2 separate regions of the Homo sapiens genome follow, and region 2 is linked to region 1. Evidence: chromatin contacts called from ENCODE Hi-C or POLR2A ChIA-PET data. All regions are on one chromosome and are shown on one strand. The core of a region is the stretch at or near the end of the contact, and the rest is flanking DNA. Distances in the headings are between cores, read along the strand shown. Region 1 has its middle 43 kb from the start of LINC00691. Region 2 holds the start of THRB-AS2 (THRB antisense RNA 2).

The links. Hi-C counts contacts between places; a loop is a spot of excess contacts on that map. ChIA-PET counts read pairs that join two places held with the same protein, here RNA polymerase II (POLR2A). Pooled maps may share reads with other maps.
Region 2: a map of PC-9 shows a loop between it and region 1 (2.0-fold over the local background). The contact joins the promoter of THRB-AS2 here to the enhancer-like site in region 1. A Hi-C loop is called at or near these places in 2 of 168 maps with a recorded cell type or tissue (PC-3 and PC-9) and 2 of 50 pooled maps. POLR2A ChIA-PET finds 5 or more read pairs at or near these places in 1 of 52 experiments (BJ).

What each region holds. Positions count from the first base shown.
Region 1 is chr3:24,057,903-24,062,946 of GRCh38, forward strand. No RefSeq gene overlaps it. Among named protein-coding and RNA genes, the nearest start is that of LINC00691, 43 kb to the right of the region's middle. Within about 2 kb of position 2,314, at least 6 of the 41 ENCODE cell types and tissues checked have a DNase peak (open chromatin) inside an H3K27ac peak, as active enhancers do.
Region 2 is chr3:24,149,314-24,153,988 of GRCh38, forward strand. It overlaps THRB-AS2 (THRB antisense RNA 2), which reads left to right and starts at 2,011. Exons shown (of 4, transcript NR_121667.1): 1 at 2,011-2,087. THRB (thyroid hormone receptor beta) reads right to left here. Exons shown (of 11, transcript NM_001354712.2): 6 at 3,077-3,177. RefSeq lists a silencer at 3,701-3,901.

The sequences.
Region 1 (5,044 bases), core at 1,064-3,563:
TTTCTCTCTGGCTGCCCTTAACACTTTTTCCTTCATTTCAACTTTGTTGAATCTGACAATTATGTGTCTTGGAGTTGTTCTTCTCGAGGAGTGTCTTTGTGGCGTACTCTGTGTTTCCTGAATTTCAATGTTGGCCTGCCTTGCTAGGTTGGGGAAGTTCTCCTGGATAATACACTGCAGAGTGTTTTCCAACTTGGTTCCATTCTCCCCATCACTTTCAGGTACACCAATCAGACGTAGATTTGATCTTTTCACATAGTCTCATATTTCTTGGAGGCTTTGTTTGTTTCTTTTTACTCTTTTTTCTCTAAACTTCTCTTCTCGTTTCATTTCATTCATTTGATCTTCAGTCACTGATACCCTTTCTTCCACTGGATCAAATCGGCTACTGAAGCTTGTGCACGCATCACGTAGTTCTCGTGCCATGGTTTTCTGCTCCATCAGGTCATTTAAGATCTTCTCTACACTGTTTATTGTAGTTAGCTATTCGTCTAACTTTTTTCAAGGTTTTTAGCTTCTTTGTGATGGTTTCGAACATCCCCCTTTATCTCAGAGAAGTTTGTTATTACTGATCATCTGAAGCCTTCTTCTCTCAACTCGTCAAAGTCATTCTCTGTCCAGCTTTGTTCCGTTGCTGGCGAAGAGCTGCGTTCCTTTGGAGGAGGAGAGGCACTCTCATTTTTAGGCTTTCCAGTTTTTCTGCTCTGTTTTTTTCCCATCTTTGTGGTTTTATCTACCTTTGGTCTTTGATGATGGTTGCATACAGATGGGTTTTTGGTGTGGATGTCCTTTCTGTTTGTTAGTTTTCCTTCTAACAGACAGGACCCTCAGCCGCAGGTCTGTTGGAGTTTGCTGGAGGTCCACTCCAGACCGTTTGTCTGGGTATCACCAGTGGAGGCTGCAGAACAGCAAATATTGCAGAACAGCAAATGTTGCTGCCTGATCCTTCCTCTGGAAGCTTCACCTAAGAGGGGCACCCGGCTGTATCCACTTACATTCTTGAGAGAATGAAGGTAAAAACGGTAAGTCATGTTTTAATATTATTATGAAAACAGTTGTGCCTTTATGAACCCTGTAAAAGAGTTTCAGGGACCCTCAGGGGCCTCTGGGCTATACTTTAAGAACCACTGGTCTGGAGGGATAGTACCAGATCCAATGGAGCATGTCCTTTGTTACAGGGCTGCCTTACATGTCCTCACAAGAAGCCATGTATACATATTTTATATGCAACCTCAGCATTCCTGGTTATTTTGTTTTCTGAGTCCCTAGTAGATTACAAGCCAGAGGATTTGAAGTCTGACATCCCAAGTTGAGAAATGGTCAGTGACAGCAAGGGAGAAGATACAAATAGTACAGAAACAGGTACAAATCCCAAAGGCATAACATACTGTAAATAAGAAGGCAACAAAAAAATTATGTCATTTTAGAAAGACTGTGGAGAACCAAGATTTCTTCCTGAATAAGCCCACATGCCCCCGCAGGTTTTCTGGCATTATGCTCTCTGGATCTGGGGCTTCCTCTCCTCGTAGTAGAAGGTGCTGGATGTGAGCACAGCTTCCCACAAGGCCTCCAGAGCTGGGCATCTGGTGATCCTGGCACTCCTTTGCAAAGGTGGCACCCAAACTCAGACAGTGTGTCCTGATTATGAGACAGTTCTATTCTTCCTCTAAAAAAGGGAAAATAGTAGAGATCTGAAGCTACCTCCTGTAGCACAGATGCAAGTTGTGTCCAGCTGTGCTTGGCCCACTGGGGCCTCACCATGTGCTGTTGAGTGAACAGTAAATGTGTGCATTTCTTGCCTGTTGCCTGTGAGTTTCAGCCTGCACCTAGTAATACCCTGGTGTTTATCAGGACCCTCTGCTCCAAAGACATTCATTCAAATGGATTAAAACTTGAGTGTGTGTGTGTTGGGGCGGGGGGCGGAGTGGGGGGGCGGTGAGACCTAAAGTAGCATCCCATGTAGTTTTTAACTTATGTGGGATCCTTCGTTCTTCAAGGATTCTGGATAAATGAAGCATAATAACATATTCTGTTGCTTCAGAGTAGAAAGTCTTAAAAGCTAATTACTTTAAAGCCATTTAAACACATTGAAAGAATTTGAAGAGTTCTTTCTCCAATACCCTCCAAGTAAATTAGAACTTAGAAAATGAGGTGAAAGGAATAAAAGGTTCTAACACTTCTATTTAGTGGTTAAGAAAATTTCCTTTAGTGCTTTTGAAACATTTTCAAAGTAGAAGTGCTTTTGGCTTCTACGTAGCTTTGTAAAGTACTGTGTCCCAGCATGAAGTGGCTGTGTTTAGTAACACTGCTGAGTCCCTGCATGAAAAATGTGCCCCAACCACATTCGCCTTGGTCAGTCAGACTGAGTTGAAAGGATTTCCAACAGCTCTCCCCCTCCAGGCTGTCTTGAGTGTGGGCCGTAACTTTTGATAAATGTGTCTAATCTCAGTGCTGCAGTAGCTTAAAAATAGTGTCTGATATTCCAATTCAGTAGAAAAATTAATATTTCCCTTAAAACATTCTCTTAGATTTTCTCTCAATTAAAGAGAAATGGAAGATTTTTGAAGGATTGGACAATATTCAACTGTGTTTGTGACAGAATTTCCTCAGCTGTTGATGTATGGTGGTAGTTTTCCCTTGTAACGTCTATCGTTGAACCACACACTGGAAGTTTAAATGAAACTTTTTTTTGCTTTTGTGGCTCTATAAACAATAAAAAGCAATATAGTGCTGCCCAGTTTAAAGAGAGCAGAGTAAAATGTCCCAGCTCCATCTTCTCTCTCAAATCACATCAAAGAAACAGAGAATAAGAAATGGACATAAAAACTCAATTTTGTTAAAAACTAGGAGAAGCAAGTTGATTTGTTCTACAGGTAAACAAGTTAAAGTTCATTACAGGAGATCCAGAAATTGATAATAAAAATTTGCTAAGAGTTTCAATGGGAAGAAACTTAACAAAGAAATAATTCAAGACAATTTCTCAGAACTGAAGGACTTATGTCTCCATATAAATTTAAAAATATTCTTTTCTGAGGTGCATCATTTTAAAATCTTATAGAGAGAAGATTCTAGAAGCTTTCAGATATTGAAAAATAGGTCACACATAAAGAGTTTGGAATAAGATTTCAGATATTTCAAACAACACATGGGAAATTAGAAGACAATGAGGAGGGAATTTTCCCTCTAAATTCTGAGGGAAGCAATTTTCTAATGAGAATTCTATGCACAGAAGAACCACTCAATCAAGTGTGAGAAGAGAATAATGTCACCTTCAGACATGCAGCATCCCAAGCATTTTATTTCAAATTTCAAATGTATACTTTCTTAAGAAGGCACATCGAAACAAAGGAGCAAATTAAGACATGGGAGCCAGGAAATGTGGGGTTCAACACAGCATATTAATAAAGGAATTCCTAGTTTTACAAATAATGAGGTCCCAAAATGATAGCTGTGCGGTAGTGTTAGAGAGCAATCAGTCCACTTTGAAGCAGGAGGATATGGAAGACTTTAGGAGGGATGTTTCTAGAGAAAATAAAATGGAACTTATAGTTAACCATATATGTTTCTGACCATGTGGAAAATAGTATTGATAGCGGCTTTATAAATTCATTGGAGAGTTTGAATTAACCATATATTGGCTGTAACTATATTGTATGGGGGGAAGGAAAGGAGTGAGGATGTATAGAAGAGATTTGCAAGGCAGGAAAGTTGTGAGAGAATCAAGATATTATTAACCATAATAGGAAGTTAATAGATAATGTCTAAATGGATGAATCCAGGGATATCAGCATAAGCATATCATTTGAAATATGCTCAAATGATATACGAGATATGATATTTGAGATATGCTAAAATATACTGGAGGTAAACACCAGAAGAAAGAGCTGGAAGTGTTTATTGTATTTCTTGGAGATGCAGGATTAAAGGATGGTTAGAGTGGGACAGATGTCCCCGGCTATTTTATTTTATTTTATTTTACTTTGAGACAGAGTCTCGCTCTGTCACCCAGGCTGGAGTGCAGTGGCGCAATCTCAGCTCATTGTAACCTCCACCTCACAGGTTCAAGCAATTCTCGTGCCTCAGCCACCCGAGTAGCTGGATTACAGGCACATGACACTAAATTTGTTTTGTATTTTTAGTAGAGCTGGGGTTTTCACCATGTTGGCCAGGCTGGTCTCAAACTGCTGACCTCAGGTGATCTACCCACCTCAGCCTCCCAAAGTGCCAGGATTACAGGCGTAAGCCACCACGCCTGGCCTATTTTTATTATTTTAAGGCCCATACCTAATAACTATAATATCTGGGTCATCTGTTGTTCTGTTTCTATTGTCTGCTTTTTTCTCTTGGACCTGTCTCTTGGCATACAAGGAAATTTTTTATTAAATGCAAGATGTTGTGTTGAAAAATGATAGCTGCTTGGGCGATATTATCTTAGCCAAAAGAAGGTTTCTTTAGTTTCTGTCAGGCAGTTAAAGTAGGAGCACATTGCTTTAATTCAGTCACTGAGCTGATTTGAAATTGGATTTTAGTTTTTGGAAGGCCTGATCTTTTTAGATTCGACCTTACTCTTAGGATGTAATCCATCAGCAGTCCTAATTAAATCTGGGGGTCAGAGCCCCTTGACCTTAATGGTTGTGAACTCTGATTTATATTCCCTCAGTTTGCAAGACTGCTGATAGCTTGTTTTCCACTTCCTTACAGGTTTCTCCTGGGAGAATTTCCTTAATAAATAACTTGCACCTGAATTCTTGGCTTAGATTCTGTTTCTGGGAGAACCTGACCTAGGACAACATCTATCAATAAAGCAAAATTAGATGAGCAGACAAAAGTAAAACTTAGGGATAAATAAATGCATCTCTCAATTACACTCAGGCCAAAACAGCCTACAAATTTCTGTGTTCCATCTTGAGGACTGTAAAAAAACTAACCTTGTTTTATTTTATTTTTGTGATTTATTTTATAGTTGCCCATTTATTTCTGCCTAAGCAGAAGTTGAAAGGAATAGAGGAAGAAATGCAGACTTAGATATACTGTCAGATACTTT
Region 2 (4,675 bases), core at 761-3,260, 91 kb after region 1:
GCTTACTAGGATAGGAAGATTGTTAGTCTATCTGAAGTTGGGGAGACCCTTGTCTCCCTCATACTCTGATGCTGACTCATGTTCAGGGGTGGGTTTAGGGCAAGGAGTACATTGACCAGTAAGACCACGCTAAGCAGAGAATGAGGTGTGACACACCAGACACTCCAAAAAGTCACTCTGTTCACTTTTTATTGGGATGAATGAAATAATTTATACTTTGCTTATTTCCACAAAAGAGTTGAGATAGCTAGCTCTACTATACACTATGCCATCTTTTCTGTGGCCTATCTCTGATGACTTGTCTTGGGCACTTCATGGACCAAATCCTTTTAAAGATGTTGGCCTTTCTTTTTTTTGTTTTTTCTTGATTTTCTTCTTAAAATGTTGGCCTTTCTTAAGCTATAATTAAAGCATATTTTGATGTATGATAAGGAACCACTTCATTTTAAAAAGTAACAGAAATTAACTCTTGGAAGTGGACTTGAAGACATTTAAAACAGTCTACTTATTTTAAAAAAATCCTTTTAGAGATGAGCTGACAAAAGAGATGCCCTGGGCAATAAATAAGGACATATATTTCATTGATGATTTGTTGGTAAGAAGAGGTCTTGCTTTTATAAATCAATATCAGACATGTTTCTTTGTATTCTGAGAAGAACTGTATCCATTTTTTAGTACTTTGAGATGATTCACTGATCAATGTGAAAAGGAGATAACTCACTCTTCTAGTTCACTATTCAGGCAGCTGTTGAAAAGCTTTGATTCTTTCTCTAAAAATAGTTTGCTGTGGGACAGTATCAATATCCTTTCTACAAAAGATGTGTAAAAACTTGGATATCACAACAGACATGACATCTCCAAAAGATTTCACTCTTCTCAGGGTGAAAACTGGCAAAAAGGATTCTCTCCATACACATTGCAAGTATGGGGTAGAAATATTTTTAAATTACAGGTTTGAATAAACGATATAGGAAACAATTAACCCTTTCATCTTTCACCACTCTTAAAAACCGTGTTTCACTTGAAAAACTCGTTTGTCTTTTTCCAAGATGCTTTGTCATTATATTAAGTGATCCGCACAAGTACCCTGGGAAGGCTCTTCTCTGATTTTACAATGAAGGCAACCCTAGAAACAGGATTCTGACCTGAGACAAAGTCACAGAATCTGAAAAAAAATCTAGATTTTGCTACACGATTTCTTCTTTTAAGAAAACCTCAGCTGATCCAGGCTCCAAACATCCTGTGATCTAGGGAAAACAGGCTAGTTGATTTCTTGATCATCCTGAAGACATATGTGAGGCAGGGATATAGGTTAATAGGCTCAATTCTCTCTTTGTTTAAGTCAGTCACTAATAACGTATTGTCCTCTGTAAGGCACATTCACTCTTTAGAGTCATTTTGGGGAATTAAGTATTAAATTGAATTCCATATTAAATGGAATCAGGATCTCTCTCCCAGAATTCGAAATTTCCCATTATGCGCCGATTTAGAAGAATCTCAGTGCTGCAACTAAGGTAGGGAAAGCCTTATGAATTGGGACTAATTTAGAGAAAAGTCTAGTTTGAATTATCGAACTTTTGGAATGAGAGTAGGTACCTAAAGTTATGTAGTTTTATTACTTTCAAATCAAGCCAATAAAACTACTTTCAAGAGACTGTCTGCAAGTCTCTAATTAATAAATAGCCAGAACTTACTTGTAATTAGATTCATTAAATTCCCTAAGACATTATTTTCATAGATGTAATGGCAACCTTTAGCCCAGTCTTTGTTAAAGGACTACGAATTCCAGATCAAAGGGGTCTGGATAAATAAGAACATGTTACACCACATTCCAAAAAGCAAGTCTTGCAACCTTAGAAATTACCCCTTTCCAATGGATGTATTATCTCAACATTTTTAGCAGCCTTCTCCTAAATGTTTCCTAATGTCACGTACAAAAACATAGGGAATTTGCATGGAAAATCTTCCACTAGGGAAAAGGAAAACACCTTAATTTGAAACTGAGCTAACATGTTGATTTGGGGGCTTTACGAGCAAGGGTATGAACAAAGCGGGGCAGTTGGAGAAGCGGAAGAAGAGAAAAAGAGGTAAGGTGGATGAGAGAGGAGGGAAGGTGAAATGTTTTATACATTTAATACAATTTTTGCTTTAGGGTTTACATCTTGATAATTTAGTTTTAAATATAAGAGGTAAAAAAGACAAGGTATTTAACAAGTAAACAATTTTAAAAGTCCTTCCCTGACTTTAAATACTTCTTTATTTATGAAACATTAGCTGAACAGACACGAAATACAGCACTGGGTCAAGCTTTTTCCTTTATGGTAGATTTCATTTTCAAGGCTAGATTGTTGGACCAAAAGATATTTTCCAGAAACCTTATCTGAATTTTGTTGATGAAGTCTTGTAAGTAGGCCAATTTAGGTTCAGTTTCAGGAAGTGAATGGACTGATCACTGGTATATTCTTGTCAAGTATTTCCTGCAGATAGGACTGTACAGCACAAAATTAGCCGATGGATGACCAGAATCTACTTAGTCACTGCAGGCTGTGCGAAAAGCCAACTTGGATAATTTCAGAACATAACTGAATCTAAGTAGCCTCAAAGATATTCCCTATTGGAACCCTTGAAAATGAGCATATTCACTCAGACTAACAGCAGAAAACAGCCTGTGGTAGAGTAAACTCTGTCTCCTCCAACACTGTAGATAAAACAAGAAGAGAAACAGTCATTTCTCGGGATGACAACATGTTAAAAAGGACCTATGCTTTTTAAACCCAAAGTAAGAGTTTTATTAATTTCTTTTTATTTTATTGATTCTCTTCCTGTTTTAAAAACACTTGCAGAAGTAAAGAAACCAGACATTACACTCATTTAGTTATTTATGATTTGGGAAAAAAATTCAGTTCTTGAACATGTCAAAAATGAAGAGCACAACCAGACACCTGGATGATCACAGACCATGGATGTTAGAATTTGATTTTAATTTGAATTTAAACTTAACATTGCATTCTGGAAGAGGACTGGGAGGGGACTGGAGCTGGGCTAAGCTCTGTGCTTGTGGACCCAGGGCAATTACCTTGCAGCCTTCACACGTGATACAGCGGTAGTGATACCCGGTGGCTTTGTCACCACACACTACACAGAGCTCGTCCTTGTCTAAGTAACTGGGGATGTACCCTGTGAAGGAAATAAAAGAAGGAATATTAAAAAATAATATGTTAACGTCAAAGAGACACTATAGCTAAGGTTGCTAGGCCAGAGACAAAATTGGCTTGCCAGGAAGAGGTAACAACAGTAAAGACTTAGTGAAACCAAACGGTAAGAATTTTATACTCATAGAGTTAACATAGGCCCAGGATTTCAGAATGCCTTAGAAATAGCTCACACCTATAATCCCAGCACTTTGGGAGGCCCAGGCAGGTGGATCACCTGGGGTCAGGAGTTCAAGACCAGCCTGGCCAACATGGCAAAACCCTCTCTCTACTAAAAATACAAATAATTAGCCGGGCATGGTGACAGGCACCTGTAATCCCAGCTACTCAGGAGGCTGAGGCAAGATAATCACTTGAACCCAGGAGGCAGAGGTTGCAGTGAGCTGAGATTGTGCCACTGCACTCCAGCCTGGGCGACAAGAGCGAAATTCTGCCAAAAAAAAAAAAAGAAAGAAAGAAAGAAAGAAAGAAAGAAAGAAAGATAGCTGTGATCACTTGCTGTGCAGGTGGGAATGGCAGGAAGGCTGTAGAGCCAGTGACTCAAGCAGAGAGGCCAGGATTTGAGCACTGTGAGTTCTAGATAACACAATCTATTTAACAAGGCTTATTTCAAAACCTGTTTTCACAAGATTTGATCCACTTTGGAATCACAGTACCATGCAATGAATTCAGAAAACTTTATAGCTGGAAAGGTCCCGGGAGATGACGAAGTCCTTGTAAGGTGAAGAAACAGGCCTGCAGAGGTTTGGCCTTCCTCAGGGTCTCACTGGAAATTACAGGCAGGACTAAAACCCCAGTCTCTTAATTTCTAGCCCTCCAGTGTAATATGCTGGTCTTTTTCTAAAAATGGAGAGTTGACTTTAAGTAGAATGAATTTTGCCACCTAAAAAAGTTAGGTAAACTTGTGATATTATGATATGCAATCCAACAACACTGGATAGTGTGAAATGACAGAGGTTTTGTTTATTAAGAAAAAAGGAAAATCCAACTATGATAACTCTCTTTTTTAGTGGACAATGAGTTTATTAGTTTAAATTCCTTGACTCAGGAAGCTAAAAAGCACAAAAGCAGAAGCCTCCTGTTTCCCTCCTGTCTTTGCTCCTTCAGCTTCCTGTGGAGAGGATGCCCAGACACAAGATGCTGATTCAGGAGGGCAGGTTCATTCTCCCCTCTATCAATGGTTTACCATTGATAAATTATGTGATATATAGAATCACACAGCTTCACATAAGACCAAACAATCAAAATGAGGCAGGATTGGTTGGGATGTGAAGAAGGAAGAGGCTGAGAAACAATCCTTTCTCCCTATCATGGTCCTTATGAAGTTTTTTGACTCAGTTCAGCAAAGTCTTCTTTGTTCCAATAAAGATTAGCTAGGTTGAAATGACTGATGCCTTACTGTGTATCTTACCGTGACATTTCATAGACCTTTTATTAAACTAGGTCACTGAAGTCTTGCTTTT